Regions from separate parts of the Homo sapiens genome. Here regions 2, 3, 4, 5, 6 and 7 are each linked to region 1. Evidence: chromatin loops called from intact Hi-C (ENCODE). Cell type or tissue: OCI-LY7. All regions are shown on one strand. Each heading gives the region's core, and the rest is flanking DNA. Links, peaks and the distances in the headings are about the cores only.

The links. Peaks named below come from ENCODE experiments on the same cell type or tissue, not always from the same donor. Only the 100,000 strongest peaks of a DNase experiment are listed, where the experiment ranks them.
Region 2: a loop joins it to region 1, with 6 times the contacts of the local background. A loop is called at or near these places in 9 of 110 quality-filtered maps.
Region 3: it touches region 1 in a loop (9-fold over the local background); 17 of 110 quality-filtered maps call a loop at or near these places.
Region 4: a loop joins it to region 1, with 12 times the contacts of the local background. A loop is called at or near these places in 53 of 110 quality-filtered maps.
Region 5: a loop joins it to region 1, with 5 times the contacts of the local background. A loop is called at or near these places in 4 of 110 quality-filtered maps.
Region 6: a loop joins it to region 1, with 5 times the contacts of the local background. A loop is called at or near these places in 9 of 110 quality-filtered maps.
Region 7: a loop joins it to region 1, with 13 times the contacts of the local background. A loop is called at or near these places in 86 of 110 quality-filtered maps.

Annotation. Positions count from the first base shown.
Region 1 is chr12:14,164,457-14,168,973 of GRCh38, forward strand. No RefSeq gene overlaps it. Among named protein-coding and RNA genes, the nearest start is that of GRIN2B, 190 kb to the left of the region's middle. In OCI-LY7, for the core only: CTCF peaks have their summits at 2,778 (motif pointing left) and 2,978; a DNase peak (open chromatin) is centred at 2,765; H3K27ac peaks cover 418 bases.
Region 2 is chr12:13,939,296-13,943,812 of GRCh38, forward strand. All of the region lies in intron 2 of GRIN2B (glutamate ionotropic receptor NMDA type subunit 2B), which reads right to left. Among named protein-coding and RNA genes, the nearest start is that of GRIN2B, 40 kb to the right of the region's middle. In OCI-LY7, for the core only: CTCF peaks have their summits at 2,656 (motif pointing left) and 2,855; a DNase peak (open chromatin) is centred at 2,656.
Region 3 is chr12:13,253,223-13,257,739 of GRCh38, forward strand. No RefSeq gene overlaps it. Among named protein-coding and RNA genes, the nearest start is that of EMP1, 59 kb to the left of the region's middle. RefSeq lists enhancers at 2,533-2,827, 3,547-4,413. In OCI-LY7, for the core only: CTCF peaks have their summits at 2,660 (motif pointing right) and 2,864; a DNase peak (open chromatin) is centred at 2,689.
Region 4 is chr12:13,737,925-13,741,924 of GRCh38, forward strand. All of the region lies in intron 4 of GRIN2B (glutamate ionotropic receptor NMDA type subunit 2B), which reads right to left. Among named protein-coding and RNA genes, the nearest start is that of GRIN2B, 240 kb to the right of the region's middle. In OCI-LY7, for the core only: a CTCF peak has its summit at 1,851 (motif pointing right); a DNase peak (open chromatin) is centred at 1,897.
Region 5 is chr12:13,532,456-13,536,972 of GRCh38, forward strand. No RefSeq gene overlaps it. Among named protein-coding and RNA genes, the nearest start is that of LINC01559, 160 kb to the left of the region's middle. RefSeq lists a silencer at 1,220-1,514. In OCI-LY7, for the core only: a CTCF peak has its summit at 2,514 (motif pointing left); a DNase peak (open chromatin) is centred at 2,516.
Region 6 is chr12:13,960,412-13,964,928 of GRCh38, forward strand. The region is part of intron 2 of GRIN2B (glutamate ionotropic receptor NMDA type subunit 2B); the gene reads right to left. Among named protein-coding and RNA genes, the nearest start is that of GRIN2B, 19 kb to the right of the region's middle. In OCI-LY7, for the core only: a CTCF peak has its summit at 2,554; a DNase peak (open chromatin) is centred at 2,510.
Region 7 is chr12:13,862,586-13,867,102 of GRCh38, forward strand. It overlaps GRIN2B (glutamate ionotropic receptor NMDA type subunit 2B), which reads right to left. Exons shown (of 14, transcript NM_000834.5): 3 at 3,213-3,641. The coding sequence starts at 3,623. Among named protein-coding and RNA genes, the nearest start is that of GRIN2B, 120 kb to the right of the region's middle. In OCI-LY7, for the core only: CTCF peaks have their summits at 1,688 (motif pointing right) and 1,889; a DNase peak (open chromatin) is centred at 1,706.

The sequences.
Region 1 (4,517 bases), core at 286-4,285:
CAGCACAGCTGGTTGGGCATTTGCAGTCCAAGTGATTATCCTTGCACTTTTATATGGTGGCAGCATGCTGCAACAGGAAGCACGATGAAACTGCAGGCAGAAGGCCTGGGTTCTGGTCCTAGTTTTCTCATTAAATACCAATATGACCGGCCGGGCGTGGTGGCTCACGCCTATAATCCCAGCACTTTGGGAGGCCGAGGAGGGCGGATCACGAGGTCAGGAGATCGAGACCATCCTGGCTAACGCGGTGAAACCCCATCTCTAATAAAAATACAAAAATTAGCCAGGCATGGTGGCGGGCGCCTGTAGTCCCAGCTACTCAGGAGGCTGAGGCAGGAGAATGGTGTGAACCCGGGAGGCAGAGCTTGCAGTGAGCCGAGATCGTGCCACTGCACTCCAGCCTGGGTGACAGAGCAAGACTCTGTCTCAAAAAATAAATAAATAAATAAATAAATAAATAAATAAATAATACCGATATGACCTTGAATAAGTCATTTCATTCTTCTATGTCTCCATTTATCTGTAAAATGGGGAAATCCAAAACATACCATCTCTAGGGACACTTTCAGAAATAACATTGGATGCTTCTACACTTTACTTGAAAGGCACTTTATTCATTCAATGCCTTTTCAAAGTACTTCTATAAAAAAGAAATTTCAGGGCCAGGAGCAGTGGTTCACATCTATAATGTCAGCACTTTGGGCAGCAGAGGCAGGAGGACCCCTTGAGCCCAGGAGTTCAAGACCAGCCCGGACAACATAGTGAAACCCTGTCTGTACAAAATAAAAAGTTTTTAAAATTTGCCAGCCATGAAAGCTCACATCTGTAGTTCCAGCTACTTGGGAGGCTCAGGTGGGAGGACTGCTTGAGCCCAGGAGGTTGAGGCTGCAGTGGGCCATGATTGTGCCACCATAGTCCAGCCCAGGCAACAGAGCAAGTCCCTGTCTCTAAAAAAAAAAAAAAAAAAAAAAACAAAGAAAAAAATATTTTTTAAGAAATCTCAGAGCCACCTTATAATCAGAACACAGAATGATATGGTTGGAAGTCATGCTTTATAGAATTCTGATTTTTTATATATTTATATAAAAACATCTTGTATGATTATCCAGAATAGCATTGCCAACTCATCAAGCTTTCAGGGACGAGAGAGAGGGTGAGTACATTGCTTCTGCTAGAGTTGAAATTAATAGCTCTGGGCTGGGCACTGTGGCATGTGCCTGTAATCCCAGCACTTTGGGAGGCTGAGGTGGGCAGATCACTTCAGGCCAGGAGTTCGAGACCAGCCTGGCCAACATGGTAAAACCCCATCTCTACTAAAAATACAAAAATTAGCTGGGCATGGTGGCACACACCTGCAATCCCAGCTACTCAGGAGGCTGAGGTGGGAGAATCGCTTGAACCTGGGAGGAGGAGGCTGCAGTGAGTCAAGATCATGCAACTGCACCCCAGCGTGGGTGATACAGCAAGACCCTGTCTCAAAAACAAGAAAAAAAAAGAAAGAAATTAACAGCTCTGAACCCTACCAAAGACAGCAAAAGGAACTCTATTTTCCCCTCAAGCCCAGCATAGAATTTGTTATCTACCTACAATGGTTGGTTTTTATGTGTCAACTTAGCTAGGCCACTGTACCCAGATATTTGCTCAAACACATCTGGAGATTCTGTGAAAGTATTTTTAGATGAGATTAACATTTAAATAAGTAAACTCTGAGTAAAAGCAGATTACTCCCCATAATGTGGGAGGGCCTCATCTAATAAGTTGGAATCCTTAAAAAAAAAAAAAAAAAAAAAGACTGAGATCCCCTAAGGAAGACGGAATTTTCTGCCAGCAAACTACCTTTAGGCTCAAGCTGCAAAAATCAATTCTTCCCTGGGTCTCCAGCCTGCTGGTCTACCCTATGGATTTTGTACTTGCCTATCATGGGAGTATATATATACACACACACATATATATGCATACATATATTTATATATAGGCATCTATATATTTATATATGCATATATATTTATATATAGGCATCTATATATCTACATATATGCCTATATATATTTATATATAGGTGCATATATATATATATATAGGCATATATATATATATATTTAGAGAGAGAGAGAGAGAGAGATCCTTTCGTTCTGTTTCTCTGGAGAACTCTTCCTGGACATAGAGGAAAATCTCATCCTGCCCTTATCCCCTCCCTTTATCCCATGAAGTTCTATTCCCCTGCCAGAAGATCCACTCACCTCAATAACAAATGCAACTGAAAGGGATCAATAAAGTGCCATGCACATGTTTGTTAACATAATAACAGTTATCATCATCATCATTATTGTCATTTTAGTCAGACCATTTGAGAAACTAGACGTGGGGCCAACTGCGTATGCCCAGTATTATACAATGTGAAAGCCTGGGGTCTCTAAGGGAAGGCAGACCACACAGGGCAGGGGGCTATTGTGCTTTGCTTCCACAACCCACAACCCAGCCACACATCAGATTATTGAAACCACTCCTGCGAAAGAACAAAATTGGTTGATTATGCATTCATCCCACATAACTCTTGGCTCTAGCAATTCTCTACACCTCCGGAGATCTCTCATCTTCCTCTTCATCTACATTATCCAGAAAAGAAAAAAAGCCAGCTGTCAGAGGGAGTAATCTTTTTAGCACTTTTCCAATCAAAACCAGCCTTTGCTGACTTCCCCTGACTTCCTAGAATAAATCCTGCCTGGTCCCCAAAAAGCCTGATGGCTTTTTAGTGCACTGGCTCCACCTAGTGACTGCTAGAGAGAATGCACCCAAACTTTCTTGGTTTGGATCGAGGTTACAGAATTGACAGCTAAAAAGTCAGACAAGTTATTCACGATAGCCAGACGTTGATTTGAATTCCAAAGACTTCTGAGAAACACTGTATATAGCTCATTTTAGGAGTACCTAGCATAAGGTTAAGAGTATGTATTTTAAGTTCAGGTGTCTCTGAGTGCAAAATCTTGTTCAGCCTCCTACCACATTTTGCCTATATGACTTTGGACAAGTCATTTACCTTATTTAAGCTTTAAGGCACTTATTTGTAAAAACTGAGTTAATTGTGAATACTTACTAGAAATTTTGTAATAATTAATATAGATAGATAGTAGATGGATAGAGTGCTTAATAGACTACTTCATCCATAATAAACAATCAATAAACCATAGTTATTTCTATTAGCTACTTGGAAGACTTCCATAGAATATCCATTTCTCTGTGGGTCGATGCTTCTTACCCTTTTAACTGAGCTAAATAGGAGATTATGATCAATTTTTAAAGGCTACTTTAACACAATTTGAGTCTGATAGATACAGATTTCCCTGCAGGAATTATGTATTCTTTGCCATGCTACTGCCTAGAGAGTAAATATTCTATTTTATTTATTTATTTAAGACATAGTCTCACTCTGTTGCACAGGCTGGAGCGCAGTGATGCAACCATAGCTGACTGCAGCCTGGAACTCTTGGGCTCAAAGAATCCTCCTGCTTCAGCCTCCCGAGTAGCTGGGACTACAGGCGTGTTCCACCACATCAGGTTAATTTTTTTACTTTTTGTAGAAATGGAGTCTTAGTATGTTACCCAGGCTGGTCTCAAACTCCTGGACTCAAGCAATCCTCCCATGTAGGCCTCTCAAAGAACTAAGATTATAGGAGTGAACCACCATCGAGCTATAAATATTCTAGTGATTCAAGAAAGGCACTCAATTTTTTAATTAAATGTGTGTCACATATGCTCCTTTGTTTGGTACTTAGATGGAAGTTCAAAGTTCATTCTTAAATCTGAGACCTTGGGAATATAATCTTTTAAATTATCTCCTATATCTGTTCTCAAAATAAATCAACAAAATAATTTTGGGTCTTTCTTGAATGCAAAACCGAAAGCACTTTTTAAAGAGTGAGGAGGATCTGTTAGATGTTAAAGCACACCTGTTTAAGGTTGGCCATAATGTACCTTTGCTCAATCTCATAACCAAGTCTGACTTCCAGAATCCCTTAGTTTGTAACACCGCTGTCAACAGATGAACCCAGCCCTGCTCCTAGCCCTGTTCTTCCTTTTTGTTGGTTCCTAAGAAGCATATATTTTGTTTATAGTCCCATATTTCCCTATCCTTCATTCTGGATATAATTTTTCCACAAGGAAAAAGTATTTGTAGTATAAAGGACTGAATTAAGATCCATGGAATTTGCAAGCTTCTCTCAACTGAATTGATTCAAGTCATGAAACCATATACAAGTCACAGCCTAAGTCTCAGTTTTGTATTTGAAAAATGGTGATACCTCCCCATCTTACCCTACAAAGTTATGGTGAATATAATAAATTAGTGTAAGTAAAAGACCTATGTACATTACAAGATACTATACGAATATGAAACTAGCGCTTCCAGCTCAGGGTGAACACTACTAGTTTAAAATCCATTCCCAATCTTTTAAGTATGGAAACCCTCATGTGCCAGTTACTGTATTTTTACTGTATTTTACTGTAGTGATTGAGAAAAT
Region 2 (4,517 bases), core at 188-4,187, 230 kb before region 1:
ATGTGAGGTGTTTGGGTCAGGGGGCTGAATCTTTCATGAATGGTTTGGTGCCTTTCCCCAGGTAATGAGTGAGTTCTCCCTGCTGTGGTTCACAGGAGATCTGGTTGTTTAAAAGAGCATGGCATGCCTCCCCTCCCTCTCCCTTGCTCCTTCTGTTGCCACATAACACGCCTGTTTCCCCTTCACCTTCTACTATGATTGAAGGTTTCATGAGGCTCTCACCAGAAAGACAGATGCCTGCACCGTGCTTTTTTTTTTTTTTTTTTTTTTCCTTTTTGAGACAAGGTCTTAGTCTGTCACCCAGGCTAGAGTGCAGTAGTGCAATTTTGGCTCACTGCAACCTCTTCCTCCTAGGCTCAAGTAATCCTCCCAGTTCAGCCTCCTGAGTAGCTGGGTGCACACCACCATGCCCAGTTAATTTTTGTATCATTTTTAGTAGAGGTGGGGTTTCACCATGTTGCCCAGGCTGGTTAAAATGCTTCTTGTACAGCCTGCAGAACCATGAGCCAAATTTTCTTTATAAATTACCCAGTCTCAGGTCGTTTATAACAACACAAAATGGACTGATACAGTTTTTAATCCAAGAAACATATCCAGCCCACAGAAAGTACACAGAATACAAAACTAGAAAGGGTTGAGTGTGCCTGTGCATTAGGTACGGCATCAAGGCAGGAGCTGGGAAGTAACCACAGTGACCTGTAAACCTGTAAGTGCAGGTCCATGGTCCAGTGGTATTTGTATTGCAAGCTTATGAATATGTGGAGAAAAGAGTTTGCAATCTGTAGATTCTATTGCTAATTTTTACCAGTCCACTGAGATATTTACAGTTTCACCATTATAAGTGAAACCAAGACTTAAATATTTTGCAATAGGGCCTGCCTTTTGAGTCTGTTCCATCCCATTCACCCCTCAGTGCCCTGATGCCACTTACACCCACAGCATCTGGGAAAACAATACAATTTACAGTTACTTAGATCCATTTTGATGGGCTTTACCTCAGACTGCTTTATGATTTATGGAAAAGCAGAATAAGGAAACCTTCTCACCTTTAAAGAATTCCACATAGCTCAGCCTGAAGGCATTATTCCCCAGCGGTTTTTATTTCTTACCTTGCCGTTTGTCCTCCAACTCATCTCCTTGGCGCACACACACACACACGCACACACACGTACACATGCAAACAGATAAGTCTCCAAACTACCAAAATGACGAAGTGGGAGAAAAGATTGATTTATGAGGGTAATACAAGGGGTGTAACTAGGAGATAATGGGGTGAAATTGAGCAAAGGGAAGTGTAGGCTGAATATCAAGAAACATTTCAACTCAACAGAGTGTGAAGCAAGCTCCCAGGAGAAGCCAGGGAAGCCCTATGGCTGGAAATCATTAAACACTCAACCATGGGAAATAACAGGTGGCCTGGCTGGTAGAAAAAAAGGGAGCAGGGGTGAAATTTACATTTCACTAAAATCCTAGAACCACTTTGCTAAATAAGCCATTCTGTAACGGATGAGTGTTCCATCTCTGTATTATCTCTCTCCCTCCCTGCCCCACCCTGACATATACCCCACAATCACCCATGCTCTCCACACACCTTCCAACATGATGATTGAAACTAGGGGACTCTCCACACACCTTACAGGGACTTTGGGGCTCCAATTCACATTAACCCTCTCTCCAATTTCCCTTCATTTCCCACATTTTCTTTCACTAACCATTATTATTTATGCTAGTGCCCCACTAGCTTCCCCAGGGAAAGCAGACACACATATGTTCACACACACACACACACACACAGTAGGTAGGAGGTAGATAGGAGGGTGGGTAGACAGGGGATTCACACTCTCTGTGGCCGTTGGATAGAGCTGGGCCAGTTACCAAGAATGACCAAAACAGTACTGCTAGATATTGAGAATTAGCTTATATTTCATTGCCTTCTATTTTTAGTATTTTGATACTCCTTTATGTTCCCACATTGAACCTGGTCAAAAGCTAAAAATGCCTGTAACTAGCACACAGCTCCCCACAAACCTTGCAGCCAGAAAGTTGTCCCAGAAGAAAAGCTGACAACTCCAGTCATATGCATGATAAGGCTGAGGCAGGTTGCCAAACCCTCCTGCTGTGAAGATGGACAAAGGGACAAGAAAAAAATCACAATGATGCTCTGATTTCAAAGCCAGGTGAGGAACGGGATTGGGTGTGACCTTTTGTTTCTGAGTCTGAGGTGTAAAATTCTGTGGGGTAGGATGGAGGATATAAACTGTGGGGAGCATGACTTGATAGTCTAGAGAAGTTGGGGACAGGACAGCCACCTCAGTGGCTGAGGTAGATCGGCATAAACTGCCCTTAAACTGGACCCACAGGGAAGTGGTGGCCGAGGCATGCAGCATTCACAGCATCAAACCCAGGGGACCATCACTGCAGATTTCCAGTCTGTTAGCGTCCTAAGGACAAATGAAAAGTGTCACTTCTAGATCTACGTGTGTGCAAACCATGGTAGCCGAAGGCTGAAAACAACTAAACATAAGATTGAAAGCTGATCAGGTGAGAATGAAAATGAGGCCCAACTGTGACTAATTCTATGCTGGCTCCCGCAGCGCAGTGTCTGCTAAGGACAACTGGAAAAGCTTAAATGTTAGCATGTTACTGCCCTCTCCTGGGCAAAAGGTCAAAGTCGGTACAAATGTTTGAGTCACAACTTGTTCAAGTTTGTGTGCCCCATAGCAGTTAATCTTTAATCCACTCTTTTACAAGCCTTTGAAAAAAGGTCTGCTTTTACCGTCTTCCACGTGCAAACCTCTCTCCATGACCACCACCATGTTACTTTTTCCATTGGAACCAAGGGCTTCTGAGATCACAGACTTCATCGGGGGTCATAAGTAATTGTGGGAAAGGGATTAGCATCATTTGCCAGAAGAGCTGATATGACAGGGGTGGGGAGGACAGCCCAGAACTTCAGAGCTGATCTACTCTTTAAGCAAGAACCCCCTTTTTCTGTTTATTGCCCTGCAACTGTTCTAGGCAATTCTGGGTCTGAGAAAAAACCCTCCTACAATCTTCATCCCACTACATACTATGTCTATACTTCAGCCTCAGGCACAGGCACTATTTGGGAAGCTAAGTTGTACAACTGAATAATGTAATTAAATGTAATTCATTCCAAATGTTAAGGGCTAGAATGTCTTCTCAAAATTAATGAAAACTCAATTCATTTGGAAATAATTATTTCACGACTTTTAGTTGCTGTACAAATAACATTTTAACAGAAGATACATATGAACAAGTAAAATAAAATGAGGCAAATTAATTAATGATATCCTAATAGGCCTAAGTTAGATAATCATCTATTTTCTATAAAGTTCCCAAGTAAGTTACTTATTTCCAACTCTTCATTCATACAAACTACTAATGTATATAAATTAAAATAATTCAAATTAGTGGGAGTTTAGAATACAGTATCTTTCAGTAGAGACAATAATCACTTTGAAGGATTCTCATCCTCAACAAATATTTATCCAGAGCCTGCTGGGTACACAGCACTATATGGGAGAGACACAGCACAATCTCATTATCATCTCTCCCTGTGAGGATAAATTGCAGAAAATCCTGAAAGCCACTGTCGGAGTTATCTTGCTTGGCTGGCATTTTGATCACATCCTTGACCCCTCTGGTCCCTCAGAGGCCCTCCCATCCCGGTTCATGGAGAAAAGCATCTCTTTAGCAGCAGGTGGTATGGGGTGGGGGTGGAGCAAGGGATGCCACAGGGAATTAGGGGACCTGACTTCTAGCCTTAGAGCAGCCACTGCTCCCGTCTGATAAGAGCACACCCCCAGGCACTTCTCAGTAGATGTGCCTGCCTGTGCAACAGCACTTCAGGAAAAGTTCACTTAATCCTCACAACAGCCCCATAGGTGGATCTTCTTATTACTCCACCATTTTAAGGATGAAAAAGGAGAAGTGTACAAAATTTAAGCATTTTGCCCAGTTACAAAACCTTAAGAAATAGAGTCAGGATTCAAATGCAAGGCTGTCTGAGTCATAACTTCACATCTGAAATGGAATCAACCCATCAGGCTTGCTATTTTCCTGACAATAATTTGTTTATGTAAAGGATCCTGAAGTCAGATGATGTCACACTCCTACTCAAGATTCTCCCCTGACTCCCCCATTGAATTTAGAATAAAATCCAAGCTTTTGCCATGGCCTTCAAAGCCCTACGTGAACTGGCCCTTGACTACCTCCGTGATCTCATCTCTCCCACTTCTGCTCCATTCACTAAGCCCTAAGCATGGCCTCCTTGTTTTTCTTTAACAAACATGTACATTTCTACTCCAAGGTCTTTGTATTTGTTGTTTCCTCAGCCTGGGACGCTCTCATCCCAAAGAACTACATTCCTACCTCTTCAGTTCATTTATGCCTCTCTGCTCAATGTCACCTTATCCAAAAGGCCTTTCCTGGCCCCTCTACCTAAAACAGAAATTTCCGTCACTGTCTAGCCCCTCACCTATAGTCCATTTTAT
Region 3 (4,517 bases), core at 291-4,290, 910 kb before region 1:
ACCTGAACTTGGGCATGATGCTTACATTCCAAAAGCTTGTTTTCTTTTAAAATCAATCATATGAGAACAACAATAATAATACCTATAGCACAGTGTTGTTAGAAAAATTAAGTGCCTATCATATAGTGGGTCCTTAGTAAAAGTTGATCCTCTTCCCTTAACCATGTTTGTTTTTATTTTTGAGACAGGGTCTTGCTCTGTTGCCAAGGCTGGAGTGCAGTGGTGTGATCTCATCTCACTGCAACCTCCACCTACCGGGTTCAAATGATTCTCATGCCTCAGCCTCCTGAGCAGCTGGGATTACAGGTGCCCACCATGACACCTGGCTAATTTTTGTATTTTTAATAGAAACAGGGTTTCACCATGTTGGTCAGGCTGTTCTGGAACTCCTGACCTCAAGTGATCCTCCCGCCTTGGACTCCTGAAGTGCTGAGATTACAGGCATGAGCCACCGTGCCTGGTCCCCTTGACCATGTTTGAGTTAACATCTAGTATATCGTGCATTAACTATTGAAAGTAACAAAGAACGTGTCAGTGAGTTCCAAAGATACTCTTAATGTCTCTTGATGACCTGGCCTTCTTATTTGTCTTCTTTCACTTTTTGACCAAAAGGAAGAACATAGATTGTGTAGGCAGTGGTCCCACACGAAAGAAGGAGAAGATAACTGGTGTGTGCACTATTTTATACTTTATTGAAATCAGTGATTCTTAATCTTGTCAGGAACACAGGCACTTTTGAGGATCTGAAGATAGCTAAGGACTCTTTCCCCAGAAAAATGCATATAAATGTGACACTTTGCATATAATCCTAAGATGTTCATGGACCCCACACACTCAAGGTTAAGAATCCTGAATCAAAATCTCCTCATTTGCTGCCTGTCCCTTGCTTCACATGTTCTGTCTCTCTCTATATATAGATACACACACATGCTCTCTGTTTCTCTCTCTGTATGCGCACAATGTTTCTCTATCTCTCTCTATTTCTGTTTCTCTTCCACATCTATATATTCATTCATCTGCTTAACTCACATGTTTAGGATTAGGATAAAGCTTATGGATGGCTAGGTGGATGGATAGAAAAGTCGAGGACCAGAAGGAGCTGTGGAAAGAAACACTTTAGACAAATTTAACAGAGTTTAATTGGGCAAAGAAAGATTCGTGAATTGGGCAGCTCTCAGAACCAGAATAGGTTCAGAGCGACTCCCGGTATTCACAGAAAAAGGAAAGTGCCATACAACGGAAGTGAGGACAGAAACAGCTGGATTGGCTACAGCTGGGCATTTGCCTTATTTGAACCTGCTTTGAACAGTTGGCTGCCTGTGGTTGGCTGAGACTTAGTTACCTCTTACAAGAGTAGGTTACAGTGTGTTTACGTATGCACATCAAGTTAGGTTACAGTTCATTATGTACAAAGAATGGCTCCTTTTGTAATTATTATTGTTGCTTTCACATGATTGATTTTAAAAGAAAACAAGCTTTCAGAATGTAAGAATCATGCCCAAGTTCAGGCAATTAGCAAGGGGCTGCCACACAAGTCAAAGGCAAATTTAGGCCAAACTTAAAATATGTACAGAGACAGCTTTAGGCCAAACTTAATTTAACAGAGCTGTGGAGTTAGAATGGTTCGTTTATTTTCACAGATATGTCACCTTGGAGATGTTAATCTATTATAAGTCAGAGTATAGTAATGGGTAAACTCACCTCCTGGGGCCATTTAGACAGCTTCACATATTCTGTGCAAGCTTGGACCGGACTATTAATTCTGTCTGTATCTCAGTTTCCCTAACTTTAAAATGGGGATAACAGTAGTTCCACCATCTTGAGCTGTAAGGATTAAATAAACTAAGACATATACAGATTTTAAAATCATGTATTTTAGTAAGCGTTCAGTAACTGTTAGCTTGCATTTTATTTTGATGACTTAAAATCACTTGTACTATAATTAGTTAGATACAAAGGACAGCATTCTACAAATAATAAATTCAACACCACTAAGAGAAAAATTTCACTAGAAATGTCTTTTCAGAAAAAAAGCACTTCCCTTAGGTGATTTACTCTTCAGTAGGGATTTTAAGTTAACAGGGTAGCTGGGATACCAGTCTTGATTTTTTTTTTTTTTCCTGGGAGCCAGTGAAAAAGGAATCCATTGTCTATAACATGTCTTTTCTATAATAACAAGACCTTCTCACTGGGAGAGGAACCCAAGTCTACTTCTAGACATCACTAGCAGGGTTTTTGTCTTTTTGTGTCTTTTACTTAGGAAGGGCCTCTAATTATTTTTATACCAAGGCAAAAGGTTTACTATTATATAAAATTATAAAGCTGACACTTTCTCACGAAAGGTTACTTAAAAGAAAAAAAAGATGAAAAAAGAAGTGTAAACGTGCAGTCATCACTGCTAACACTTCACATTTCTAAGGCAAAAAACTGTCTAAGATTGAATTTATTTTCCCTAATTTATAGGTCTTGTTTATCTTCGGCCCTTCACTCTTCTCTTACAATGTTCGCCTTGTTGTTTTTTTTTTTTTTGAATATAAAATATAAACCACTGCAGAACTGCGGCAGAATTACCCAGCAAGTGCAGTGTTACCAGTGGGGGAGGAGCCATCTATCCTAGGCCAGCTCCTGGCACCCCCTTGCCTCGCCGGGAGGAGGAAGGTGCAGCTGAGCCTGCGTCCAGCAGATGGCGCTGCCTGCAAAACCTGGAAGGGTAGGGGAAGTCAGGGCAGGGAAGCAGGGAGCTGAGTCACGGGACAAAGGGAGAGGAGGCGGCAGGGAGGAGAAGGGGAGGGAGGACCCGAACGGTGGCAGTGGTCGGAGTTCTGATGGTTGCAAAAGTGTGAAATGTTAATTTTGAAGTGAACATAATTTCATTCTAATTGTAATTAAGGTGGGAGGAGACACCCGCTTTCTGTCTTAAGTGCATTCAGACTTGTTTGGGAACGTCAAAAAACTCGAGGAGCCAGAGCTCCCAGTAGCTATTTGCATAAGAATGGAGGATCCTCCAGGGAGGAATTCATCCCATGGGAAGATGGAGCTGCTACCGAGCTAGACCAGGAGCAGCTGGGGCCTGGATCACTGAGTGCTCATTGTGCGAATAGCCAGGAAGTGGCTCATGACCCCCTGGAACACAGCTCTGCATCTTGCAGGGGAGAGAGGGGAATCTGTATAAAAACTGTAAGCGATGTTTTACTAAAAATCCCAAAAAAGCACCTAGGTAGAAGCCTCTCAGCCTTGGGGCTCTTCCAGCGGAGTGTAGCACCAGAGGCCCTCCTAGAGCTGGCCCAGGCTGCCTGGGACTGTGGGGACGTTGCTAACGGTGGTGGTCATCATTGCACACCCAGAACTGATTTCCTGCCTGGCCCTGTGCCAAGTACTTTACCTTCATCAACTCATTTAGGTTTCAAAATAAATCTAGGAAGTAGATTCTATTTTCAGTCTCAAAATTTTACTGAAGAGGAAACTGAGGCTGACTTAACTTGTGGACAGAGCTAAGCAGTTGTTGGAAGCCAAGTGGGCCTGGTCCCAGGACACATGGCTGCCGCCCTCCTTGCCTTCCGTGCCTATTTAGGCTCTGGGAGCAACCAGGCGTGCCCATATTATTCACCCAGAGGACTGGGTGAGGTTGTGGTGGAGGGTGCTGAGCAATTCTACCTGGCTTTGCCATGAGGTCTTTGAGGTGCTCCTGGACTTGAGATAAACCTTGGGGATCTGGGTTTTGGAAACGCATCAGGTATCAGGCAGGGACCCAGAAGGAAGAAAGCAGTTAAGAGCTGTGGAGGGTAAGGTGTGCTCAGAGGCAAGAGAGGCCAGTCTGAGCTGGTGGAGGGGGCGCAGCATGAACCTGGGCAGGAGGAGTGGGAACTGGCAGGCTGGAATAACCTGGCACCCATGTTGGCACACTTGGGCACAAAGAGAACACAGTGGAGGGAGGAGAAGGTGACCTTCACTGCCCCGGGGCCCCTGAGGCCTTTGAGTTCTTCCGTCGTGGGCTCACTTGCCAAGCTTTGAGCTCTTGGTGCTGACCAAGAAGGCACAAATTGTTTATGGGCCTTGGTCAACGCCACGTGAAGATGGTATCAGAAATGAAAAAAAAATTTTTTAAAGAAGGTTGCAAAGAAACTAACATTATTGTCAATTCTCAATTATCTGTGAGGGATAAGGTTAATTGAAACACACAGATTTCAATAGCTAATAGCTTTTCTTTCTTTTGCAACCCATCTTTTACTACAGCTTCCAGAAAAAATAGCCAAAATGACTAATCAGATTTTCACACTGACTCCTTCATATCCCCCATCTGAAGTGCTGATAAGCAGTGAAATAGCCTCAGTGTGGACGCAGGAGGGAGAGGAAGGAAAAGCAGAGGTCTGGGGAACTCCCTGCCTGGAAGTGAATTTCCTAAGAAACCCAGAGCTGAGGACCAGGATATGAGGGGGAGATCTGGGCACAACAGTTGCAGCTGTCACTGAACCTCAAAGCCTCAAGGGCACCCCATAAAGCCGAATATCTTCGGAGGT
Region 4 (4,000 bases), core at 1-4,000, 430 kb before region 1:
TCTTAATACAGTTTCAAAGCTATACCTTGGCCTTGCTTGTCCACAGTAGACATTGCCAAGATTGGGCTCGGTCAGAACCACAAAAATGCCACACATTACACATCCACCTACAAACCCTTTCCATCTCAACTGGTTCCCCTGAAGGAGGACTCTCCCAGCCTCCAGGAGAAACACTGTAAGATAAAGACAACCCACCATTTCTTTTCTTACCTTGGCACTTACCCTGTGTGTCTTATTCTAAACACTGCTTTTCCTTTTATCTGCAGTACTTCAGAAAGCCATTTCATTAAATATAATAACAGTGTAGTAATACAAAGAACATCACTTTCTAGTGCTAATAACTTTCATTTTTAAAACCACTTGTGTACTCCAAAATTTAGCAAAGCATCAATTTCTCATCAAGGCCAGCCGACACATCAAATTTGAAACTTCAAAGTTCTGTTTCTTTTGGGTTTATAATCTATGTACAGAGGAATTGAAATGCTGTTTAAAGTCAAATTTGTTTTGATGCTCATGTTGCCAGTTTTACTGATGAAAACTCATCCCTCTGCATAAAATAGACTCATGAAGTACCAGCAACAGGAACAGAAACCAAATTAGGAAATCATGACCACCTGCAAGAGGATCACCATGATGAAATGTTCATATCCTGTACCCTTTCCAAATTTTGAAGTTCATAGCACCAGTGGAAATCACAATTTTCAGACTAGTCAGGAAAGAATGAAAGGAAGGAATTCTTTCAAGAGCACCAAGTTCAAATGCATGTGAATGCTATCATTGCATTTTACCCTATTCTGATAACCGAGGTAAAAAAAAAATGACAGGAGACTGGAGAACAGTGATTTACAACTCCTGGCTGCCCTTAGGAATCAACCTGGATGCTTTTAATACACGTCTGTTCCCGGGCCCTTACCCTCTTCCAGTGCAGCTACATCAGAATGTGTGCTGGGTGGGGCCTTGGGGTCTGTATACAGTTTCTTAAAGCTTCTCAGGAAATTTTAACATGCAGTCATGACTGAGAAGCACTGACACAAGGAACTCAAAACACAGAAAAATGAAAACATGGTGAAGACAGCACGGGAGGAAGTCAGCACATCAATACATCCCTGAGGCTGTTGAGTCAGTATCAGTTGATACACTTTAGAAGACTCTTGTATCTGAAAAAGAAAAATGTGGCTAGGTGTGGTGGCTCACGCCTGTAATCCCAGCACTTTGGGAGGCCAAGACAGGCAGATCACCTGAGGTCAGGAGTTCGAGACCAGCCTAACCAACATGGAAAAACCCTGTCTCTACTAAAAATACAAAATTAGTCGGGCATGGTGGTGCATGCTACCCAGCTACTTGGGAGGCTGAGGCAGGAGAATCGCTGAACCTAGGAGGCGGAGGTTGTGGTGAGCTGAGATTGCACCATTGCACTCCAGCCTGGGCAACAAGAGTGAAACTCCGTCTCAAAAAAAAAAAAAAAAAAAAAAAAAAAAGAAGAAAAGGAAAAAAAAAGCTAACTTCTGATGATCCTAACCAACCTATTTTACTGGGATTACTTTATTCAACATTACTGCCTCTACCACATAGCTTCCCTGCCACTGCTCTCTACTGTTCACCAAATGTTTGGGGTAATGCTGGTCTCTCCTGGCCAGAGAGATGGTGAATACCTGGGCTGTTCCGCACACTTCTGAGCACTCAGTAGGTACTCCCCGGTGTAATACTTGTGGCTGATGAGAAAGATTCTGAAAAAAAATAGCTGATTGCATGGAGAATGGTTCTAAACACACAAGTGTCCAACTTGGCTAAGGTGGTTAATTTTGGAACTGGGCTGAATTTGGAACTGGGCTGGGGAAGGAAGCGCATCCCTAAGGATTGAGCCACTAGAGGCCGCTCTGAGCCAGATTCTCACTAAATCATGCTATGAAGAGGAATCACATCAAAGGGAAAAGGAACGCTGCTGAGTAGCACCGGGCGTCATGGCAACACCATGGTTCCTATTTTTAAACTTAGTGAGTGAGCCCACAAAGTGTGGGTGTATGCACGTGGGGGAAGGGGACTCTGGTCTATTCCTAAAGAATATTCTTTCATGAAGTTTTGAGTTTGCAGGTGGCCAATAAACTGAGACAATGAGATTAGAGAATCAAACTAGAATCAGCTATATTGGAATGGTTCCTTTCTCCTGAACTCCACTCTCTTAGTCTCTATCAGAAAGGATCCTCCATGGCCTTGGATCAGAGGTACCAGGAAATTCGTGATGGTTTTCACTAACATTCTGAAATTCTTCGTTCCTGAAGCTCATTCTGCTAGTCTTTTAGGCAATTCACTTTATATTTCAAGAAAAATAAGTCTAAACAGCAAACTAAAAGCATCTGTGGACACTCCACTCCTTGTGAAGACAATCAGATGAATGCTATGTATTGTCCGTATTCCCGGCATCCGGCACAGGGTTCAGTACATACAGAATAGGGGGTCCACATTCCTACTGGATGTGTCACTCAGTGAATTAAGAATGAATGTAATTTTGTGAAGTGCAGAAAAGTGGGCCCCACATGTCCCGTTTCTTTCATTTCTAATAGCATTTTCTTTTTTTTTTTTTTTAACTTTTCTCCAATCTCCAGCTGAATACAAGGCTTAAACAAATCCAAATTTATCTGACCTGTCAAAAATGAATAGTGGTACTGGAGGACATTTGTAAATCATGGCAGAGGCCAAGGTCTTGTTTTGTTCTATTGCATGTCCCTGACAGTATTTTCAATGCATCTGTAATCTCCCTGAACCTTGGCAGGTTGTAGACCAGAAAGTCTCCACCCGCTTCAGTTCCAAGGATTTTTCAGGTATGCAAAGACTACAAGTTGTTGTTTTTTCCTCTATGGGTTAAAGGATTTGGGAATAGGATAAGAAAAAATAATCCTCCTTCCCATTAGGAAAAGGGAGGTATCAGCAAGATCAGAGCAAGACCAGCAAGTAGAGATGGGCACACTTCAGGACAGAGAGTGAGATGAGCAGGTTCAGTGTGGGAAGTCTTTACCATGTGTGTCCTGGATGCCACTCCCAGGCTGATTCTAGATGTGTCATGGTCTAGTCTTTAGGGCAAGAAATAGCAGAGAATCCAAGAAAGTAAACTATTTATTTATTTTATTTTATTTTATTGCGATGGAGTCTCACTCTGTGAGTGCAGTGGTGTGATCTCAGCTCACTGCAACCTCCACCTCCCGGGTTCAAGCAATTCTCTGCCTCAGCCTCCCAAGTAGCTGGGATTACAGGCATCCGCCACCACGCCCGGCTAATTTTTTTGTATTTTTAGTAGAGACAGGGTTTCACTATCTTGCCCAGGCTGTTCTTGAACTCCTGACCTCATGATCCACCCACCTTGGCCTTCCAAAGTGCTGGGATTACAGGCGTGAGCCACCGCGCCCAGACAGGAAACTCTTTATTACCAAACCACCCTGTCCCACAGGTTAATGATATGTTTATATACATGTGAGTCATTCCTAATTCACTCAACCTCTTTAGCAAAGGACATAGAAAGATGGATAACCTGGGGCAAAGTACGCCTGGAATTCATAAAAATTTGAGTTTGAAACACAAAGTAAGCAAAAGTCTTAATCTTTCTGGATCTCAGGGGGTTTGGGGTTTTTTGTTGTTGCTTTCGTTTTATTTTTTTGAGACAGGGTCTTGCTCTTTCACCCAGGCTGGAGTGCAGTGGCATGATCATGGCTCACTGCAGCCTCTATCTTCCTGGGCCCAAGTGATTCTCACCTAAGCTTCCCAGGTTGCTGGGACTACAGGTGCATGCCACCATGCCTGGCTAATTTAATATTTCTGTATTTTATAAAGACGGGGTTTTTGCCATGTTGCCCAAGCTGGTCTCAAGTGATCTACCTGCCTCAGCCTCCCAAAGTGCTGAAATTACAGGTGTGAGCCACCTCACTCAGGCAATCTCAGTTTATCTAAAAATTGGAGGCAATCATATCCCTGTACAATACTTTTAAGCTTAAATTATGCTATATAAAGC
Region 5 (4,517 bases), core at 312-4,311, 630 kb before region 1:
GGGTCCACGCGCTTCGGATTCAATACGGCATGAGAGCTTCCCGGTGGCCAAGGCTGGTTTGGGGAGGGTGACATGAATTCCTCTAGCGGCTACATGGCAGCCTAGAGACTCCCTCCCTCATTTTTTCTTTTCCGATTAAATAGAAATGGCAGTGACTTGTGGAGTGATGTGGGAGAGAGGGGATGACCACCTTACAGACACTACAGGATGACGTAGAAATAATTTAGAGCCTGAAATACCAGGAGGCAATGACTTCGCCAAGAATCTGGTACATTTTCCTGTCCCTAGGAAAAATTGTGTACTTGTTGATTTCATAGGGAGAATGGGGAGGGACACAGTGCAAGCAGAGTGGGGAGATCAAATTGTAGAGTAGCAGAAACGTGACTACATTCAGCTCTCACTTTGGTATTTCCTCAGGCATGTCGGTGCAATAAGATGTCAGCACCATGACACTGTTATGGTGAGGTAAGGAGAGCCAGGGCAAGTTTTGTGGGTTCATGCAATCCATTTCTTGCTGGTAAATGTTTAGAAAGGATCTGCTAAGTTGTTTTCTTCATGTGAAGGTTTTATAGTAGTGACTAGATCAAAGTTATGAGGAAGGGTATGCTTCTGTCTGTATATTTGGTTCCATTATACCTTCGCTTCTGCGGCATCATTCTCATCACCGTATGTTACATTTTTCCTCTCCTAAATTTCTGCAATTATCCATGCCAATCATCATGAGAGTTGCATGGTACAATGGAGAGTGCACTGGACTTGGGAAACCTGGGGTCCACTTCTCACTGTGTGGCCTTGGAAAAGTCACTTCCCCTAGTTTCCTCATCTGTAACATGATGATAATGCTGCCTGCCTACCTACCTGTCAAGGCTGTGGTGAGACTCAAAAAGACCAATGTATAGAAGCGATTTCTCTTCCTGAGTCACCTGCCCTTTTCTATCTCTCCCCTCCCACATCCCCAAGTCTAGCATTTTCTGTACTTTTATATATGCCTGTGTCTCTTTTTCACTTCAATTCAGGTGTGGCTTTCCTAATCTGCTGTGAAGATACTCTTTCAAAATGAGTCTTCTGCAAGAGTATCCCCTTCTCTAAAGAGGATTTCATGCTTCCACCCCAGACTCAAAGGCTTCTCCACTGAAGCTGGCACCACATGCACAGGTAGCACTTTCCAGGATGAGTAATCAGACCTACATCCTTAAGGCTCTGCGAGACCAAATGCAGTGGGCACAAGTAGCCTCCCACTTGGGACAAACCCAAGTTTGTCGGGGCCATATATGGCTTTCCAAGACTTTGCCCAAGGAAGCACTGGCATGTATATTCCTGAGGGCAGGACTGCTGGTCTCTTTTGCAAGCTGCTAGATCTTTAACTCCTAGAACAATGCCTGGCACATAGCAGACATTGCATGCTCACTCAATAAATATTCGGATGAATGAGTGAATGCAAATGAGTAGAAGCAGTGGCAGACCTGCTCTTCCCCTAGAATTTTCTCATAGGTCCTGCGCCATAATCATCTCCACAGTCCCCACATAACCTTTGTGATCGTTGTTAACTTAGATCAGAACAGCTTTATCAAAATCTGCCAGTAGGTTTATCCTAAGAAAAAAGCTACACAGACAAAATAATGAAGATATCCTTTTTTCCTCCACTGCCACCACAACCAACAGAATAAATATAAAGCAGATAGATATACAAGCATCTACTTATATAAGTGATATTATTATTAAATGAGTTTTATAGAAAATAAATTATAAATTATATATTATGTAACTAATGTTATGTAACTATCATCCTCTCTATAAAGCTGTCAGGAAATATTCTTCTCATTATGTACAGGCTGCAAATTAATTAAGTCAATTCTTTTACCATTGTGATATAGCAATGAAAGCAAAGAAAAAGTCTGGCATTAGCGGTTGGTTACAGAATAAATACGCCAGTAGCTCATGCAGCCTTTTCTTAACCAGAATCATTGAAACGGATCCCATTCCTTAAAGGGGCATGCTCTCCCAGGCTTCATGAGGGGAGCCTGTGCAAACTTTTCCTTCATCTCACTTTGTGATCTGACAGCAGAGTTATAAAGAGAGTGTTCCAATATACCTGCCATGGTCCAGTTGAGGCAACTGACCAAAGCAAGAATTTGAGCAGGGAAAAGTTAAGGAATTGTTAACTGCATAATGGTTTTGTGAAAGGGTGAAAGAGAACCCTGAGTTGTAATGTGAGTAGCAACTACAGAGAATGACTTCCACTCTGGGATAGAGGGAACGTGAACAAGGAAGGGACTTTCTGCTGAGAGGGGAGCTCTGCAAGGCTGAGATTCAAGACTAAGACCATGGCAAGGGCATGGCTGCTGCACAAGAAAGAAACGGGCAGAAAGCCATCCTGGGATGGGGGAACTGCCCACGAGAGTTAGGGAGACGTCAGGAGCCAGATGCCCACAGAGGGGCTGGCTTGCTAACTGAACAAAACAAAACAAAAAACCTTTCATCCACCAGTCTCCCAGGCTCCCTCTGGCGCCCTCTATTGGCAGAGCCTAGCATAGAGAGGCTGGCAAAGGAGAGCTGTAGCTTACAGAGACCACCAGGATCACAAAGTAAGGCAAGAAGGACACGGGTGAATGTGGAAGCCCCAGATTAGTAACTGACACACCTCAAAGGACATATTGGGTAAATAATATTTCTGGGTTTCCTATATTCTTACTGTGAACCCTCTGTGCATTCCCTCTGGCTGTAGGTATTTGCACCAGCCTCTTTCCCTTCTCCTGGCCCTGATTCATTTTTGCTGGCATTAACTGAGACCACTTGTTTCTAGCCCTGGCTCCAGCTGAGCACCCCCCAAAGAGTTTTTACAAATTACTGAGTATTTAGCATCTGCAACTTCAAAATCTCCTTAGGTAACGCTAATATACAGCCAGAGTTGAAAACCTCTGGACTAGACGTTGACAAGAAATAAAGCTGCCTCAGAAATGACATTTTTAGGAGCACTGTGGCCTTCAAAGGCTCCATAACAGAAAAATTCTGGGTTAAGATAGATCTGTTCCACTGTGCAACTCCAAGCTGGCTAAGTAACATCACTGCACCTTGATTTCCTCCTTTGTAAAATGAGGAGTTGGGAGGGAAATACATTTTCCCCAGCGTTATTATAAACAGCAGATGTGACAATATATGTAAAATGTTTAGTGCAGTGCTGGCCATTATTAAGTATCCAATAGTTAATGTTTATGTTGACAGTGGTGGTGGTGATTCTCTCTTGCAAAGACCATTTCTTCATGACTTTCTCAGAATGGCTACCCAACGTGATACTCTGAACAAAGCAAAAACCCTCAAACACAAAGAGTTACAAAGGGACAAGATCTGCCAAGATTGGTGCCTAAGGGAGTATAAGGAACTAATTGTTGAGCATCAGAAAGGGGCAAGTCAATGATCAAGGTGTTGCTAGACAGAATGATACCACATTACATTTATCCTCAGCACTTTACAGTTTGCAGAATAGCTTCATGTTCATTGTCTAGTTTACTTTTTGCAGTAGATCTGTGAGGTGGTTTGAGTGATAAGAGCTTGGAAATGTGCATCACTGGTTTTGAACTGCTGATCTTTCACTTAATAGCTGTATGACTTTGAGCAAGTTGACAAATCTCTCCAAACCTCAATACTGTAATAACATTTGTAAAATGAGGTATTAAGAGGATCACATGAGATAATGAATGAAAGGGACTAGAATATGGTAGGTGCACATTAAATGATAGTTATTTTGGATGTAACTTGAAAGAAAAAAATTTCCTCTTCTCTGATAACTGAGAGGTTTCTTGGATAGGATAAATAATCACACTGTTGTGTGCAGTGGGATTAGAGAAAAATCTATACAAACATTAATTTCAAGAAAAGGCAAAAGAGAAAGAGAACAATCTTGACGTTCAAAGCTTTCGAGAGTGTGTATAGCTAAGCAGTGTAGACACCATGTAAGTAGCCCCATGGTAATGAGGTACTGAGGTCCCATCAATGACTAATAAAATAGCCCCCACATGGTGGCTGTTTTATTATTCATTTGAGGGACGTCAGTACCTAGACCGACAGCAGAAGGAAAAACAAAAAAATTGGCACTGCTTTTCTCTGAAAGAAGAAATACTATTTCTCTGGTATAAATACGGCTTTGAAGAGTCTATTGCTGCAGCTAGGAGAAGGGACCTGTGTACGTGGGTGTGTTGAGGGCCAGTGGTGGGAAAGGGGAAGTTACTGCAGACTCACTTGCTTCCTGAGGTGAGACAGGTCATAAGAAATGGTAGGGGCTGCCCCAAACTAGAGAGCAGATACTCTCTGGAGGCACACAAATCTGAATATTCAAAAAGCAGTGCCCGTCTCACAAAACCAGTTTCCTGACTGATTTTGAGGTCAGAATCAGTCTTCAGGACACCAGTTTTTGACCTTTGATTTAGAATCCCTTATTTGTGGAATAATACCAGAGGTGTCCACTGGTCAACCAGGAAAAAATATACCCCCTGCTCTCGTGGGCACATCTAAAAGAAGAT
Region 6 (4,517 bases), core at 186-4,185, 200 kb before region 1:
GCTTCAGGCAGTTTGACTCCAAGGCCCATGTTTTTTTACCAAAAGGCTCTACTGCCTTTTTGTGGCAAGAGGATTCATATGCAAAAGCACTTTGAAGACACCACAGGGGGACTGCGGAGAGGGTACTGGGGGCATGGAGGAGACCCCAAAGCATCAGGCCTAAGGCACTAAAAGAAGGCTCATACTACCTAAGAAACAGGGACCCCAGAGAGAGGGGCTGGGGGAAGACAATGAATTTTGTTTTGGATCAGTAAAGGTTTTAGGGTGACCACACTGAAAGCAGCAGTGAAGAAGCAGAGAAAACAGAACTTCCTGATGTCAGGGAAGACAGGAAGTATTGTGTGACAGCAAAGTCCGTAATGAAGAGACGGATTGGGTCAGGACAAAGGCAGTTGTAGCTGTAAAGAACAAAACAAAGTCCCCTCTGAAGCATCCAGCAAACAAAAGATAGACATGAGTGTTTATACTGGAAAGAGAATGATTATGGACCTTTACATCAAAGAATGATGATTTCTCAGCAAAGTGTGATGACACCATCAACTGAGACCAGGACTATGGAGGAGAGAATGCTCAGAGAGCCCATGTTTTGAGAGTGGGGTGGGTGCTTGTGAACAAAGGCTGGTCATGCCGTCATTCGTGATGATGGGCTCTGGAAGAAAGGATTCTGACGACTTTTTTTTTTTTTATCTGCCCTTAGTAGTGTGAGTGACAGAACACTAAAAGCAGATATGCCTGCAAGTGGGTGGGTCAGTACTGGAGAAGCTGAATTCCAGTTCGAGGAAACAGAGTGGCAGGGGAGGGAAGGAAGGGAAGCAACAAGGAATTCTAAGCCCAGGAGAAGGAAGCATTAGAGAATTCCACACTGAGAGGTAAGGTCAGTGATGTAAGTGAAGTGGAGGAAGCAAAGCCTGAAGTCACAAGGAGAGAGGATCCAGATCTTATGGGAGGGGTGAGAGAGATACCATAGGGAAGAAATGCTGCTGGACACCTGGACAAAGAGGCAATGTGGAAGAATTGGAGGGCACATTTTTGCCGGTAAGTGGTTGATCTGCAATGGAAATGTGCAAGAATCCATAAATCCAACATATTAAAAAAGTTAATTTAGTGTATATTTTGAAATATGTAGGAGAAAATGTAACAAAGTGCAAAAATGTTGACCATTTTAACTGAATAACTAAATAAACACTTGTTTTATTAAAATTAGACTAAGTTCTTTCCCTCTGGGCAATCTGGGCAATCCACTTACAATGAAAAATCTAAGAGTAGTTATTTCCACAGCATGAGGAGCTGTGTGCATAAAATTAGAGGGTTGAGAGCATTTATTTAATCAACCCACCACATCTTCTAGAAACGTAGGTCCAGCGGAATGGCAGACAAGAATCACTGGAGTCCCAAGAAGTCAGAGGCTGTCTTCCTCCCTTAGAGTGGAGGTTGCAGGCAGCACGGCTCAGGCACATATGAGACAAAGGAACGGGTGTGAGAGAGGTGGTGGGAGGGTCTGGAAGAGCAATTCTCAGACTTGGCTGTACATTAGAACCACCTGAGCAGCATTTCAAATATGCTGGTCCCTAAGACAGAAATCAGAATCAGTGCCCTTATGAATATACCCTAAAGTTCTTATACCCTGTGAAGAAATGGTTTTTCATTTGTATTCTCAGATTCTGTCTCTCTCATACATACACACACACACACACACACACACACACACACGTGCACGAAGCTGGCTCTTCCACACAGTGAGCGGCAGGGAGCATGGCTTTGCTTGGCAGCTGCTTCTTCTTCCAGCTGCATCTGGGCTTGAACCCAACTGCACCGAGGAACCAGGCGGGAGCAGAGGGAGGCTCACGCTCTTCTTGTCTCCACATCTACTTCATGCCCACCCCTGATTCCAGTACCAAAGTGAGATCAAGACCCAATGCCTTAAATATATACCATCCCTTCTCCCATGGAAACAGAAGGGCTTCACAAAGATCAATATATCCACCAGCCTGCAGTTATTCAATTCAGATTTTAGAAAATTGCATTCGTTTTGTATAAAAGTAACCCTGAATTGCCTATGCTACAAGTAGGCACCGTACTACAAATAACCTAAAACCAGAAACAATTTGAAATTGATTTATATTTGCCACTTGAATGCTTGACATTCTGTGAACTCACAATGCTTAATTCCTTTCCAAAATGTCTGTTTGCCACCATTTACAGGCAGGAGTGAGACAAAGAGATGTACACCAAGCAAATATCTGCCCGGCAGAGGACTGGATTATCACAGTGACCGTAACACCCAAGCAAGCCTTGGAGGCTGGCAGGCGGGCGGGCGGGCTGACCTCCACAAAGAAGTCACAAAAACTCCCTGGAGTCCAGACAGAACTTCCCAGGGGGGCAGAGCAGCTGTCGCTTTCTGATTCTCCCCCAGAAGAGTGCCAAAATTGCTGCCACCTCGTCGTCCGCTAGGCAAGGAAGGAGGAAGGGTGATAGGCACTGTCCCTCCCTGGGGAATGCAGTTAGACAGACCCTCTGTCTCCCCCTGGCTGTCAGAGAAGGCAGACCTCCTTTCAGCCCCTCACCCGCCACCTCTTCCTTTTACCCTGTTTTTCTCATCCTTCCTCTTCCTTTATTCTCTCCCTCCCTAGTTTTTCCCTCCTTAACACACAGGTGGAGAAAAAGCAGAGAAGCTGATGGAAGTTCAGGTCCTGGCTATGGCACTTTCTTCTTTTTCATCAGTGTCACCCTCTCTTTTTAAAAAATTTCCCTCTTTCCTTGCTCCTGCCATTCTCTCTAATAACCCGAGGCTCCCAGCCCCCAGGTCTCTCTGGATCGCCCCCTTGGACACACCTAATTTCTGGGCTTATTCTGTAACACTCCCAATTTCCTGAGGCTCTCCTAGGCACTCGGTTTCATACACTTTACTCCATCTCCCTCATCAGCAGAAATGAACGCACCCAGCTTCTGCAATTCTCCGCGGCATGACAGCTGTAGTGGAGGGTCGTTGAGGCACAGGCTGGGGTAGGCATTTATGTAAGAAAAACAAAAGAAGATGGAGAAGGCCAGCAAGGACCATCCCTTTTGCTTTTTCCTACCGTACTGAGAAATCGGCAGCGTTACTCACAGGATATGGACAAGAGAGGCAGAGAGCTCAGTTCCAGGCGCTTTACATACTTCACCTCATCTAACCTTCACATAACCTGCGTTTTACAGCAGAGGAAAAGCTGGCAGTCAAAAGTTGAAATGCCCTACCCAAAGTCACTCGGTGGCAATTCCAGGATTCTGAACTCAAGTCCCTTTGACATCAAAGACCCAGCTTTTGACTCCCATGGGCTGCCTCTCTGGGGAGTGGCACTAGGGCTCCCATCTTTACTTCTAGATGTTGAATATTCAAGATCTAGGCTTGCCTTGGTGTAAAAGCCACAGCAGTACCAGCCCAGGATCCTGAGGGTGCCAGGACTCAGCTGTCCTTGTAAGGCACTGCTTGGCACCCAGGACAAAATAGAGACAAATCTCCCATGGTGGGAAAGGTAAAGAGAGAATCCACTGAATATCAACTTTGAGAGGGGAGGAGAACCTTACGAGAAATTTTAAGAAATCTTCACCCTGGGGTCCTGATGGAGACTTAATCTCTGGCTGTGGCTAGAATTTGTTCTCAGGGCCTTAGACAAGAGTCAGAGTCCATTAGGGTGGACTGGGAGGTGGCTAACATAGTAGACAATTATAAAGAAAGCTAGTATTCCTCTATTCCAATATTATCTGAATCACATTCATCCCTTCCTAAGTACTTGCATCCCCTATCCCTGGGCGGTCACGTTGGCTCACCCGTGTCTGGGCCAGATAGCTGGGCTCCTACATTACTTGATTTCTGCCACCTTAAAGACACCATCAATTCTGCCTTCTTCTCTAGACATTTTTGCCCAAATCTCAGCTCCTGGTTTGTGTGAGCTCTTGGAGGATAGGCATTAAATTTGATTCCACAGCAAAGAGGCCCTGCCCTTGGCCACAAACCTTCATAAACATCCTATAAATGAATCCATGCGGTGGGTTAAACTTGAAAGACAAAAAAGTCAGGATTGCAAGGAAAAGCTGTTCTCCAAAGTCTTCACCTTCTAGAGACAAGTAACCAGAGGAATATTTGCCAGGGTGTGCCCTGGACACATAGTCCAGAGCAAGGGCTCTTAACCTGCCATTCATAGATGGGCTTCAGGGATGCTAAGTCCCCTAATAAATACTTCATGTGGAATTTGAGGCATTGGCACAAAAGTAGATTTTTCAGGGAAGAGGATCCAGAACATTCATTTTGGGAATTGCTGCTTCAATGTGTGGAATAAAGGTCAGGGTAGAAGTGGGAAGGCAGCAAAGATGAAGCGGGTTTGGGGGTCAAGGAGGGCAGCATGGACTTCACAGGCTGTAAGCCAGGCTGTTTGTGACGGCAGCGGTGCAAAGCTGACTCGCAGAACACCTCATTCCTCAGCAGGAGCTCAGCCTTCTTTGTTCAGACCTGAGAAGCAGGCACAATACTTAACTGTTCC
Region 7 (4,517 bases), core at 1-4,000, 300 kb before region 1:
TAATAGTTGTCCAACTGTGTGTCCCCATTCTATGTTTGTAAAATATGGTCATGGTACTTAAAAATAAACTTCTATTAAAAAAACAAAACAAAACAAAAAAAAAACCTGGCCTTAGTTTTGAGGTGTTTTATCTTTGAAATTTGTCCCAAAGGCTTTTTTCTCTGAGATTTGGGGACTCTTTTTATTGGCCTTTATGCAAATCTGTTAAGCCCCCAAACATTCCTCTGCATGGCTGCTGGGAAGTTTGCTGCTGGCACTCTCTCTCCAGGTAGCTCCTGCCACCACCCATTCAGCATCGAACGCCTGGGGCTGAGCCTCCAACTTTCCAGGATCTCCATTACTGGATCTTTTTCTTTCTTCTTTTCCCTCTTGCTGCTTACCTTTTAGAAACTATTCTTTCCAGGTCAAAAGTCAGATATTTACGCTATTTTAGAAAAGCATCTAAAAGTCACTGCCCACCTACCTCCTTATTTGGCGGAGAGAAAGACATGATGGAATATTTGGGTGTGGTAGCAATGAAGGAAGGAGCAAGGGGAAAGTGATGAGAGGAGGTCTCATTACAGTGACCTAGAAGAATTCACTTTACTGGTGTCAGTTCTCCTATTTACTCCTGGAAGGCAGTAGCCAGTGGGTCCTCTATGGAACTGTGCTACACTTAAGCGCTCCACCATTTCATACCCTTGTTATGTTCTCTTGTAGTTAGACTCCAGTATTGCCTGATTATAAATCATGTAATAGATCACTTTCAGTCAGATGACATCCCCCACAATGCCATCTAACAAGGGAGAAAGTGAAGGGTAGTAAGATATATGAGACCTTAACCAGTCATTTTCTTGAGAGACAAGAGAGTACACAGCCTTTGAAGCTAGCAACCAATGTTAAAATCCTGGCTTCCACTTAAGAGCTGTAGCATTTTGGATATGTTACTTAACCTCTCTGAGCCTCAGTTTCCCCATCTGTAAGATAAAGATTAAATAATATCACTTAGGTCGCTAACTGGTTAAGAGTATTAAATAAGATAGTACATACACAGCACTAAGCGCCTAGCATATGGGGAACACTCTCAAAGCCCCTAAGATACATCAGCGAAAAAAAGAGTTCAGTCTCTCTGCATGCTCTGCAAGTTACCTTATATTTGTATAATGATGTTGTGGATTTGTAAAAGGTACCAGAGAGAAGCAATCAGCTAGTTTAGGCATAACTTTTTCTACCAGGGAGAAATAATATAGGTTGCACAACAGCCCACATGAGAAAAAAATCATTTTTACCTGTTGTGCTCTCAAAGTAGATATGTACTTATTCATGGTAATTTTAAAATTCGCTCTTAACCATATCAGAATTCTTTCAAAGCAAAATTGTGCCCTCAAATTGCCACTGTTAAAATAAAATATAATTTGCTAAGGACAATCATATTTGAAAAAAAGAAAAATCTACCTGAAGCACAACTCAACGGGTTCTGCCACAGCAGTCTACATTTTCCATTTTGCTTATTTTTCCCACTTCCCTTAGCATGGGCTATTTGTGCTAGTGCCTATTTTCTAACATCTGTACCTGCACCCACGTAAATGGAAGAATATGTTTCTCATATGATACTGGAATGTCTTCACTTAACACTTTTAACTTGACCTTTCCTAGACTGAAGGGAAGCTCTGAAGCAGAAGCTAGTCATCTCTGCCTGCTGCCGACAGGTGGCGGTAACGGTCATGCAAGGTTCCTTTAGTCTCGGCTCAGCTGCTCCACTGCGGAGGTTGTCAACTAGCCAGGCAGCATGCTTGTGGTGTCTGTGCTAGGTTTTAAGGTGTTTACAAACATTATTAACCCGAAAGCATGTCTTTTAAGTACAAAACTAAAGGCAGGTTTGAATGTGGTGATAAAAAGTATGACAATGACAATAGTAGAAACCCAAAATGATGAAAAATGATAAACGTAGCACTTGTGGTGAAACTAACTATTCTAAGACGTGAATGGCTGGCTGCAAAGGACAGTGCATATGTACTAAGTGCTGTATCTAAGTAATGAACAATAATCAGTAAAGCAAGGAAAATAACTGAATAACTGATAGTATGTAAAAACAAAACAACCCAAAGCAGAATAAAACGCTTTTTTCTGCAGTTAGGGAATAAGCCCCAGTGTCAAGTGGCAATTAGTCATATGACAATTAGCCTAACATTAACGCAGGAGAGGCTAGGATTTGTTGGAGATTTAAAGCAGTGGTTGTCAATCTTAACTGCACTCTAGAATCACCTGGGGAGCTTTTAAGACTCCCGAAGCCCAGGCCAATAATCAGAATCCCGAGGGGTGGGACTCAGGCATCAGCAGTGTTGAAAGCTCTTCAGGTGATTTTAATGTGCACCCAATTGCCTTCAAATCTAAGCATGGGGAAAAATGTGTTGCTACAGGTTCCACGGATTAAAATCCATCTGGATGTGCAGATCAATATGTGTGATGAGCGTTAATACCTTGGCAAGAATTATTTCCCTATGACATTTGTATCTTCAAGTAGAGAAATCACCTGCCTTGAGGGATTTTTCTTTTTATAGTCTTGAAAACAGTATGGGGGAGAACACGTATTGCCAAAGAATAACAGAGTATGCCTTTCATATACCTATTTGAAGAAAAGGTATCCCAGAGCTACAAGCGTCAACATCCCTTAGTCATTTCAGTGAGTCCATTTACAAACAAGTGGACACAAAAACCTTTTCAAAACTATAGGAGTTTCTAGATACCAGCACCTTTCCCTCACTTTCATCTTTAACAGATTGCTAAGCATGCACGGTGGCTCACGCCTGTAATCCCAGCGCTGTGGGAGGCTGAGGCAGGTGGATCACCTGAGGTAAGGAGTTTGAGACCAACCTGGTCAACATGCTGAAGCCCTGTCTCTACTAAAAATACAAAAATTAGCTGGGTGTGGTGGCAGGCGCCTGTAATCCCAGCTACTCGGGAGGCTGAGGCAGGAGAATCACTTGAACCTGGGAAGTGGAGGTTGCAGTGAGCCGAGATGGCATCATTGCACTCCAGCCTGGCTGACAAGAGCAAAACTCTGTCTCAAAGAGAGAGAGAGAAAAAAAAAGGATTAATTGCTGGCCTATCCACGCTGTCAATGCAATCTGGTTACCTTCCATCATTAACAATCAAGTTTTACAGGAAAACAAATGCATGGTTTAGTCCTCAGCACAAACCCTCAGGCCCTTCTCCCTGCAGCCCCTTTTTACCTTATCTGCCATTATCATAGAGGAGCCCCCGTGGATGCCCAGGATGGGGGTGAGAGTCTGTGCTGAAATGAAATCGAGGATCTGGGCGATGGCTTCCTGGTCTGTGTCATCAGCAAACACCACCCCCTGGATCTTCCGGTCAGACATGAGATCACAGATGCGGGTGATGATGCTCTTTGGGTCGGTCTCATTCATGGCTACCAGTTCCACCCGGGGTACCACGGAGAGATGGTGGAAATCATCTTTCTCGTGGGCATCCTTGATGGCCACCTCGTCGGAAGTGCCCACGAGGATGACAGCAATGCCAATGCTGGGGGGGCTCTTCTGAGAACGAGCTCTGCTGCCTGACACGGCCAGGACGGCCAACACCAACCAGAACTTGGGAGAACAGCACTCCGCTCTGGGCTTCATCTTCAACTCGTCGACTCCCTGCAAACACAAAGAAAGAGCATGTTAAAATAGGATCTACATCACGTAACCTGTCTTAGAAGAGGCTAGATACTGCAATTCAAGGACCTTATCTCCTTTCATTGAGCACCAAACCCAACTCCATCTACCAGCCTACTCTCTTATCTCTGGTATTTGCTCTGCAGAATGAGAGAAAATGAAACTTTCAAAAGCCTCAGAAATCCTTGAACAAGGCAATAAAAGGTGCTATTGCTATAGTCATTGGCAGCTACAGGCAGAGACAAAGGAGGAAAAGAGGTTGTGAGTGGTCCAGGTAGCCATGCGAGTATGCATACACAAATCTCCTGGCCCTCCTGTTACAGCCCACCCTTGTACTGTTCTTGGGCTGAAGGAAAGCAAGGCCAGACAAAGTGAGCAGAAAAACGTGCTCAGCAGAGGTGAGCAACAGAACATGGGCTGGATAAACTGGATGTGGGGGGCTATAAGTACACAAGCCCTGCATTCTTGCTGCCTTCACCTTATGTTTGCCTCAATGAGGACAACAGCCAGAAAATTCTTTAGTAACCTTGTTAGTATCTGGCTCTTAATATTAAACTACAAGAACAACTGATACATGACTAGTAGTTTTAAAACATTGCCTCAATTGATCCTTACAATGACCCAGTAGGGAATAAAATAAGAAAAACATTATTATCACCATTTTTATAAATGTTGACGCCAAGGCTCAGAGAAGCTAAGTGTTCTAAGACCATGAACCAATCAATTAAGTGAAACAAACCTGAACCCAGATCTTCTGACTTTTGTATTCCAATATGTGTTCTATTACACTACGTGGAACTGCCTCTCATATAACCAATTATTATAAGGAACACATATTACTCCAATCTATTTATACAC